Regions from separate parts of the Mus musculus genome. Here region 1 is linked to region 2. A link is a contact called in ENCODE POLR2A ChIA-PET data. All regions are on one chromosome and are shown on one strand. The core of a region is the stretch at or near the end of the contact, and the rest is flanking DNA. Distances in the headings are between cores, read along the strand shown.

Evidence for each region. ChIA-PET counts read pairs that join two places held with the same protein, here RNA polymerase II (POLR2A).
Region 1: POLR2A ChIA-PET joins it to region 2 with 10 read pairs in Patski. The contact joins the promoter of Bcar1 here to the promoter of Zfp1 in region 2. POLR2A ChIA-PET finds 5 or more read pairs at or near these places in 2 of 5 experiments (Patski and embryonic stem cell).

Annotation. Positions count from the first base shown.
Region 1 is chr8:111,740,762-111,745,624 of GRCm38, reverse strand. Bcar1 (breast cancer anti-estrogen resistance 1) reads left to right here and starts at 1,776. Exons shown (of 7, transcript NM_009954.3): 1 at 1,776-1,936. The coding sequence starts at 1,925. It overlaps Gm51589 (a long non-coding RNA gene), which reads right to left and starts at 3,979. Exons shown (of 3, transcript XR_003947596.1): 1 at 3,458-3,979; 2 at 2,517-3,010.
Region 2 is chr8:111,641,531-111,646,694 of GRCm38, reverse strand. Zfp1 (zinc finger protein 1) reads right to left here and starts at 3,252. Exons shown (of 4, transcript NM_001037665.2): 1 at 3,083-3,252.

The DNA of each region.
Region 1 (4,863 bases), core at 527-3,026, 100 kb before region 2:
TGTGGCCTTGTCTGCCCTCTCCTAGCAATACCTTGAGAACATGTATTCAAGAGGTACAGGGGCAACCCTGTTCAAAGTATCGAAGACCCCCTCATCAGTCCTGGAATCAAGACCTGGCTCTGGTGGCTGTCCTGATGTCCCTCTTTCTCAAATATCTTCCCTCATTGTTGAGTTCCTTCTCAGAATCTACCAGAGGGTTGAGGGGACTAAGGTTGCCCCCAAGACCTCAGGAGAAAAAAGTTGGGGGATCAGAGGCCACCCCTGAGCCTCTGAGGAAGTTAGAGACCCACCCTCACTCCATCTCCAGTCACCCGGCCCTCCAACCACTGTACATCTGGAAGACAAAAAAAAAAAAAAAAAAAAAAAAAAAGCTTGTCCCTGGGACGGAGCGCATCCTCTGCTCTCGCAGAAGAGCCAGGTTTGGTTTCCAGTACCCACATGGCTGCTGATAATTTCCATAACTCCAGTTCCAGGGGATCCCATGCTGTCTTCTGACCGCTGAGGGCAGCAGGCAGGTACATGGTATGCACACATGGATGCACAAACACTCACACACGCAAAATAAAATAAACCAGGCGAGGAGGACGGGGAAAAGGAGGGGGGAGTAGGAAGAAGAGGAGGAAAAAATGGAGGAGGAGGAAAGGAAGGTGGTGGTGGGGGTGGTGGTAGAGAAGGAGGAGAAGGAGGAGGAGGAGGGGGAAGAGGAGGAAGAGGAGGAGGAGGAGGAGGAGGCAGCAGCTTCGGGTCACAGCAGCCTTGTCCCCAAGTACTATATACTAGCTAGCTGAAGCTCTCGCCCTCTCGAGGTCCTCTCAGGAGGGAAGGCTGCTGCCAATCAGCTTTTCGGAACAGGTTCCCTTAGGAAAGCAGTAGGCTCCTAGACAAAGCAAAGCCATAGAATCCATCTCCCACTTGATGTAGGTTTGCACTCTCCTTCTCAGGCCGTGGCAGCCATTAATTACCCTGGGTCTGGCCTTACCCAGGAAGAGGTCCCATGGAGCAGTGACAGGTTATATGTGGTTGGGCAGCAGGACAGACCCCTGGGTCTTATGCCCTTGGTAGCTGATGGAGCTCAGAGCCTCAGTGTACTGAGAGGGAAGGTGAAAGAAGCGAGGGCGTGGCAGTCGGAAGACCGTGTGCCCACTGCTTGCAGGTGCATGTTTGGGCATCATACCAAGTGTGAAACAGCTGAAGAAATTAGGGGTGATTAACATGGAAGAAAGGAAGACCTGAAGGCCTGCTTGTCTTCCAGCCTTGGGCAGGAGGGCCCATTATGGGTCCCTCCCTAAAAGCCACTCTAGATTTTATTTTCAGGGGGATCCAGTGTTAATCAGGCTGCTTCCTGGGGGTCTGGGGCTCCCTGGGGGGATGGAGTGGGCTTTGGCGGAGACCTAAGCTCATTCTCAGCTGGGCTCGGAGGGCAGAGGAATTCTGGTGTAGTGCTAGGCTGATCTAAGATCGCCTTCAGCCAGTCTAAACTGCTCCCAAAGTAGGGTTGTAGGAGCCTTGGGACCCGCACTGAGGGACGTGATGTGAGGGGGTGGGGGTTCTGGATTCCAGAACCGGGTGGGCGGACCGGATGGGATTGTCTAATAATAAGTCTGGAGGTAGCCTTTGGAAGGACGTGCAAGGTGTGGGAACCCAGCCTCCTCGACCAGTTGTGCCGACAGAAAAAATCCCGGGGTCCCGGGTCCTTGCCTTTAACGCGGCCCGCGGCGGAGCAGGCGGGAGGGGGAGGGGCGGTGCGGGCAGCGCATGCGCGGCGCGGGGGGAGCGGCCGGACTGTCCGGTGGCGGCGGAAAGCAGCCGGCAGGACAGCGGAGAACGCCGGGACCCCGCGCCGGGGGCTGTGAGCGGCGCGGGCCCACCGAGCCCGAGCTAGCCCGCGCCGCTGCTGCAGGGCTCCGGGGGGGCGGCGGCCAAGATGACCGTGCCGGTGAGTGCTGACCGCCTGAGAACCCCGCGCCCCCTACCGCAGGCCTGGGCCATCGGGGGTCGCCGGAGGTTCTTTTCAGGCCGAGGTGGGGGTCAGGGTGGGGGCGCTGCCCCAGAGCCGGCTTCTCAGACCCGGCTTTTCCAGCCTCTTCCAGGACAGCGGACTAGGACGGGGGGGGGGGCGTACTGGCCCCGCGGGGAGCACCCCGGCACGGCTGGGTTGGGCAGGGGGTGTTTGGGAGCCTCTTGAGAGCCTCTGGGACTAGTGGGCCCGGTGGGGTCCGTGCTTTTTCCCTATCTCCTACCAGAGTGGTCAGGCCTACGGAGAAGAGGGCTCTGTCACTCCTTAGAAGCCCATGGCCAGGTCAGCTGCGCCGAATGAAGGGTGGGAAGGTCTCTACTGTTCCCCAGAAAACTCCCTAGGAGGGCTGCCCTATTGTGCTGTCGGGTCTCTACCCGGATGGCCAGGAGTGGGGCGGGGTCTGTTTTGTCCCCGGAGACACCCTTACCCCAGAATGGTTGGCTTGGCTGGCTGTTGGAAAATAGCGTACCTCCCCCCTACCTCTGGTTTGTACACTCACTTTGTGGGAAGTTTTGTTGGTCCATTGAACCCCAGGACCTTCCGACTAGCAGCTCCTTTCTGTAGGGGCTTCCCCGTTTGCTTGACATCCCATCCCGGTCCTCTGTCTTCCTGATCCACCAGGCAGACTTGAGCAGCCCTTGGGCCAGTCCTTAACACTTGGGTCTCCTCCTGAGGTCTCCATTGATTATTCTATGGACTCAGGTACAGGCATTAACCCACTTTACAGATGGACAAACAGAGGTGTGAAACCACACCTTCATCCTGTCAGCCCTGGAGTAATGGCCTACAGCCACCGTTTCTCTGCTGACTCAAGCATTTTTCCCGATGACAGGAAGGGGCAATGGACCAGAGCCATGCCTAGCCTGGCCTGGCCTTATGCTGGAACTGCTCTTCATCCACTCAGGGGACTGGGTTCTCTCCGTGATGCAGACAGTCAAGCGTCCTGGCAGGGCAAGTGGCCTCTTAATTAACCACCGTAGGGTACAGAGATTCCTGGAGAAGAGAGGGTTCTGTAAGCGCAAAGCATTGTTATTACAGAATTAGAGAGCTCAGCTCCTGCCCGCCCCTAGAAGCGGTAATGCTGAGTTACAGATGAAAAAATTAGGGCTTCCAGGCAGTGCTAATGGGAGCCCCCCACCCCCATCTCTTCTGGTTCAAAGCATAATTGTCTCATCTCTAGGAAGAGAGAGCAAGCCTGCCAAGCCTCTCTCCTCTGTTGTGCTCTTGCTGTTCTGCAGAGCTCAGAGTTTTCTCTGGCTTGGGGCATAGGGCACCAGCCAGCTCCGCCCCTGTGGACACTGGTCAGAAAAACAAGGCAGACCTGCTGAGTGTGCTGGAGGGCCAGGGTCCCCAAGGCAGTAATGACCATGGAGTACCCCTCTGGACAGGCCTCTGATTAGGAGGGCCAAGATTGGTTTAGTAGTCCATGCAGGCCCTTACCTCACAAGATTTCAGGTCATGGCTCTCTGCTCTGTGCCGCAGTGGCACCGTCTGTAACTAGAGAGGATAAGGGGGTTTGGTGAAACTTGCACAGATAAGAATCACTGTGAAGAAGTGAAGGTCTGTCCCCACCAAGATCCACTCCGTCTGATGTATCTCCCATTCGCTTGTAGCCACAGCCCTCAGTAATCTGCATGGTGTGTAGCTAGGCTGCCAGTCCATTGTCCTCTCCCCTGGGACTTTGAGAGTATGTGAGGTTGTGGGGCTATGGAGAAAGTTCATTTCTGAAGCAGAAAACAGCTTTCATTTGCTGGGAGCCCTGGTGAGCTTCTAGAAAGATTTGCCTGCTCTGGGAGCCCAGAATGGTGACTGGCCATGTGGTACTTAGGGACACATTTGAGTTTTATGCAACACCCATTCATTTGGGCAGTCTTTTCCTGGCTAGAGCTGACGCAGGCACTTTGGCCCACAGAAATTACAAGATGCTAACAGCCGGCGATGGGAGATGACGATGGCAGAGAGAACTTGGGGCGGACGAGGTTGAGTTGATGTGGTTTCCTGGATATCCAAGTAGGATCTGAATAGGGTTTTGTTTTAGTTTTTTGAGATAAGATCTCATTGTATAGCCCTGAATAGCCTGGAATTTACTCTGTAGACCAGGCTGGCCTTGAATTAATACAGAAATCCATCTGCCTGCGCCTCCTCCAAGTGTTGGTCTAAAAGGTGTGCACTACCACTCCAGCTGTGCCAGGGGTCTTAGCTCTGTTATTTGACCCCCATGGGATATAAGGTTCAGAGGGAGGGAGGAACCATGACAGCCCTGGCTGCCAGCTTATGCTCTCTCCTCTGCTGAGAGCAGAGGTACCTGGGCAGTACCTGGCTACTCATTTCCTGGCTTCCTCTGACGTCCGCCTTCCTTCTGGGCATGGCTGGCCAGTGCCACAGGCCTATCAGGCAGTCTGACCTAGCTTGAAGTTTGCACTTGAAAATGACTGTTGCCATGCCAGACCCACGTTCACAAGTGACGAGAGGTTGGCTGCCCTGTTTCAGTAAGGTGACGAGCAAGTCCAGAGCAGAGCAGCCCCACTGCAGTATGGCTTTGCCCACTGCTGCTTTTCTGTGAAACTGGGTGGCTCTTCTAGCCTCTACCGTGCCCCTTCTCGGACGATGGGCCCTTTTAAGTAGCACAGATGCTGCCCTGTGTAAATATGTCCTATGTGCTGGGCCTGAGGGAGGACACAAGTGGCCATAGTCATGTGACCCACAGAGGTAAGGCAGGGTAGGTACCAAGCCTGACAATATTCAGTGTGGTAAAATGGCCAATGTCCTGTGTGGTCACACAGATTTCAGGGCTGCACCCCAGAGAGCTGTTGACAGCTCCCTGTGGCTTTCCAAGTACGACCTAC
Region 2 (5,164 bases), core at 2,003-4,502:
CTCGAACTCAGAAATCTGCCTGCCTCTGCCTCCCGAGTGCTGGGATTAAAGGCGGGTGCCTCCATGCCGGGCACATAACGGAATTCTTAATTCTTCATGTGCATGTGGAGGTCATGGAACTTTCAGGAGTAGGTCCTCCAGTTCTCTCCTCCTACTGTACGGATGGGTTCCAGGGCTCAAACTCAGAGTTTTTGTATTGGCTGGAAGAGTCCTTACCCACTGAGCCTTCTCACTAACTCCACAATGGATTTTTTTTCAGCTATAAAGAAGAATGAAGTAGGCCAGACAGCGGTGGCGCACTCCTTTAATCCCAGCACTTGGGAGGCAGAGGCAGGCGGATTTCTGAGTTCCAGGCCAGCCTAGTCTACAAAGTGAGTTCCAGGACAACCAGGAGTACACAGAGAAACCCCGTCTCAAAAAAACCAAAAAGAAAAAGAAAAAGAAAAAGAAGTTATGTCATTTGCAGGAAAAGGGATGCAACTGGTTATCGTCAATTAAACAAATTACTCTAAAAAAACCAAAAACATGCTTTCTGATTTGTGGTTCCTAGATTTATAGATGCCTAAAATCATGTATAGAAATGAAACTAGGAAGACAAAGGGACTAGCAGGGGCTAGCAGGGGCTAGCAGGGGAGGATTAGGCAGAGGCGACGGTATAATATGTATTACTGAGTCTGGCAGGGCTGCGTAAGGGGCGGCGTGACAGAGTTCCTGCCCAGGAGCATTACCTGGTTGTGGATACCATGTGCTGATGGTTGCGGTTGCCCTGAAGCTGATCTGCTGTCTTTATTTTACTTTCAATTTCTCTTTCTGGTGAATACGCCTCCCCCATTACTCAGAACTAATCACTTCTTAACAGATGAAACAGAAGCGGTTCACAGGAATGGGGGTGGTCATGGGGCTGCAGGGGACTAGGGACAAACAGGCCTTAAGGCCATGGAAAGATCTAGACAACATAACTACAAAGGCCAGAAAAACCTAGATGGTCCTTACTAAAAAGCACTCATTATGTGACTTATCTTTAAACTTGGAATTGTATGAGGAGATACGTGTACCCTGATCCAATGCCTGCTGCATTAGTTAGCCAGGGTGACCTTGGGGACATCAACGATAGAGAGTTAAAGTGGTCTCAAGAAAAAAAGGCATGGATAGGAAAAGAAGAAGTATTCTGGGGGCTGGAGAGATGGCTCAGTGGTTAAGAGCACTGACTGCTCTTCCGAAGGTCCTGAGTTCAAATCCCAGCAACCACATGGTGGCTCACAACCATCTGTAATGAAATCTGACTCCCTCATTAAGACAGCTACAGTGTACTTTCATATAATAAATAAATAAATCTTTTAAAAAAAAAGGAATCTGTAAAAAAACAAGCAAATGACAGGTGGGCTTATCTTATAGGAGGAAAACGTGTGTATGATGCAGAAACAGATAGTATTAGAAGGAGAGTGTAGTTTAACGGGAAAGTACAGCAGGCTAGTGAACTAACGTTTATGGAGAGATTGTCAATCTTGGACCTGAGGCTATGGAATTGTTAAGATATGGAAACAAAGATTAGAGAATTAAAAGATGATATGCATATAAAAAGTTAGTCCTTCATTCTCCTTGCTACTGGAGGGACTGGAGAGATCAATGCCTAGAGAGAGATCAGACAGAGCCACCTGCTTTACTTGCGAAAATGTTAAAACTTTGTAAAGATTTATTTAATATATGTAAGTACACTGTCACTGTCTTCAGACACACCAGAAGAAGGCATCAGATCCCACTACAGACGGTTGTGAGCCACCATGTGGTTGTTGGGATTTGAACTCAGGACCTTCAGAAGAGCAGTCAGTGCTTTTACCCCACTGAGCCATCTCTCCAGCCCAGTAAGAGATTTTTTTTTTTTTTTTTTTTTTTTTTTTTTTTTTTTTTTTTTTTTTTGGAGACAGTGTTTCTCTGTGTAGCCCTGGCTGTCCTGGAACTCACTTTGTAGAAATCCGCCTGCCTCTGCCTCCCAAGTGCTGGGATTAAAGGCGTGCGCCACCATGCCCGGCAAGAAATCATTTTAACCTCAGTAGTCTGTCACTTTTCTGTTCTTATAGCCACTTTAATGACTGTCTGCTGTGCCAGGAAACCGCAAAAGCTATGCCCAGCTGCCGTGAAGAACAGACTGTGTTCAAACAATAAGAAACCACAAGAACTGTGCCCTGCTGCCCGTGAAGAGAACACTGTGTTTAAGAGATAAGGAAATGTACTTTTGCTTAGCTTTCATTTCAAAGAAACGGGGGTTGGAGGTTCGGGATTACTGGAATTTATGTAACCATGGATTTTTTTTTTTAGAAAATGATTAACAGCGGTAAAAAGATTTAATGAATAAATCTTTAGTAAATAAAAGACTGGGTTCAGTTTCTGACAAGAGAACACATGAACTGACAGCTTGTATCCACTACTGACTCATATATTATTCAGTCAGCACCACTCCCACTCACCCCTTTCTCAGGACCATCCTCACCTCAAGCTGAGGCTGGACCTCGGCAACATACTTATATGAAAACTTTTACCCAAGCTAAACAGAAAAGTCAATATTAGAAAAAAAGAAAAGCCAATGTTAGGAAAAAAAAAAAGAAAAAGAAAAATCTGTTATACTGACGCTCAAACCGGAAGTAACGGGATAGACGTGATAATTCCGTGACAATATAACTGGAAACACCAGACACCAGGAACAAGGAGGTTCCAGGAGCCCGCAAAGCCACCGTGGGGGCGTGGCTAGCACCGTGAGCCCCGCCCCCACACCCTCGTGGAGGGTCAAGCGCGCGCCCGCCCGCCAGGCTTCCAGACTCGCCCCCGCGCGGCCTGAGCCCCGCGACGGCCAGCAGTGGCGCGTCTCCCCCCAAAGGGAGGCTGAGCCCGGGAGCTGCCCGTCCTCCTCCGACCCCACACACGCCGACCGCGAACAGCCCATAGGGACCGACTCTCAGAAGAGCTCGAGGCCCGACCCTACGCCCAGGGGTCGCCGCGGCCCGCAAGGCGTCGAAGTTGAGACTCCCACTCCGGCGCAGACGCGACCTTCCTCCCGGGCCCGCGCATCCCGGCCTTGCAGACATACCTGGAGGGGTCTAGCCTCCACTCGCGGTTCCGGGTCACGAGGCTCGCGGAGAAGGGGGCTCTTGTCACCCACTCGCGACTGCAGGTGGGGGAAGGGCGAGCGCTAGCGCTTTTGCGCAAGCGTGCACCTTGTGGAGCGAGCGGCCGTTCCCAGAGTCCTCGGAGCTGTGACGCTGAGGTGTAGGACTACAATTCCCATAATGCCTCTGAGCCGCGCTGCTAGGAACTCTGGGAAACGTACGCATTATTAGTTGGGTAGGGACCGTTTTTTCCAAGTTAACAGTCTGGTTTGTGTTACGGTCCCTTTCATCTTCCTGTGCTGTTAAAAACCCGGATTTGGAGTAACTGATTAAAACTTTCAACAACAAAATATGTGCGTTAAAGCAAATCTCAACCGCACTGGAAGCACACACCTTTCTGGGTGTGGTAGTGCACGCCTTTAATTCAAGCTAGTGAGAAGTAGAAGCAAGCAGAGATCCCTGGGAGTTGGAAGACTTAGAAAGTCTCAGTCCAGTCAAGGCTACAAAGTGAGATCCCCGTGTTACACCCACCCAGACACACACATTACCACTACCACCATTTTCCTTAACCTCTCGGCTCTACAGTTACTTTTGGAAGCACTGGCACAAATAACCCCATGTTTGTTGGTTTGAGACAGGGTCTTGTCAAGCCTAGGCTGGCTTCAAACTAATGATCTTCCTGTTTCAGCTCCCTGCTTACTGGGTTCTGGAGAGGGGAGGAAGCTAAGTAAACTCACTTCAGATACAAAAGCTTCAAAATGAAAGCTTCATTTTCTGTATGGGGCAGCCAGTTCTGGATCTGAACCTCGTCCCCCAAGGGAGACTGCACTGCAGGATGGGAACACAAAGGGGGGCGGGGAGGGGCTGTTGCAGTGACTAATCATATTTTGACACAAGGAGTTAAGGAAGTTTAACATTGGTGGTTGTGCCTTATCCTGGTTTCAATGTCCTGAGTCAGCTTTTGCAGTCAAGTCCCCTCCTGGACTCTGACCTGGCATTTAGAATGATAAGGGAACTGCACGTAGTCCGTTAAATCACGACAGGAAATAAATACACTTACTATTTGCATGCCTTAGTTAGATAATGGGATAATGGCAAAACCCCCTTTTTATATCCATTACTGGTTAACACACAGACATGAAACACCTGAAGAAGCAGGATAGGAGTTGATTCTGGGATCTGGGAACATGAACTCAGTTTTGGCCCTGCCAGCAAGATGGAACTTGTTTCTGAGATGGTTAGACTCATGAAATGTCTCCTAACAGGCGAACGGTACCATGCTCAGTATGATTTTATTTCTGTTTTGACCGTGATTATGAACACTGCATAGCTGCATGCATATGGTGCACATCCATACATATAATAGTCAAAACACTCATGCACATAAAATCGTAAAAATTTGTTGTTGATGATAATTTTAACTTTGCATAAAATATACACAAAACTATTTCTGAGGCATGGGGGGGTCAGGAAGGAAAGGAACGGGGATAGAATTGATCCCAGTGCTCAGAAGTAGAGCAGCAGGAGTAGGTGAAGGCTGATCTGGGCTATGGGAGACTGCCCCTCACATAGAGGGGGAGTAATCTCTAATCTCTCTAATCTCAGCACTTGGGAGACTGAGGCAGGGTCACTGCTATGAGTGTGATACCAACCTGGGCTGCTACACAGTGAGTTCTAGGCTAGCCTGGGATAGAGAGTTGAAGACCAATCTCAAAACTAGAGCTGGAGCCTGCTGTGGTGTGCTCAATTTTAATCCCAGCACTCAGGAGGCAGACACCATTGAATCTCTGTGAATTTGATGCCGTCTTAGATTGCATAGTGAGTTCCAGTACAGCCAGGGCCATGTAGATTCTTCTTAAAAAAAAAAAAAAAAAAAAAGCACCACCACCAGCAAAAGCAGGGCTGGAAGGTGGTTCAGAGGATGACGGTGCTTGCCAACAAGCCTGACGCCTTGAGTAGCAGCCCTGATCCTCCACATGGTGGAAGAAGAGAACCATTTCCCACAAGTGATCCTCTAACTTCCACATGCACACTGGCACATTTGTGAGTGCACACATGCCATA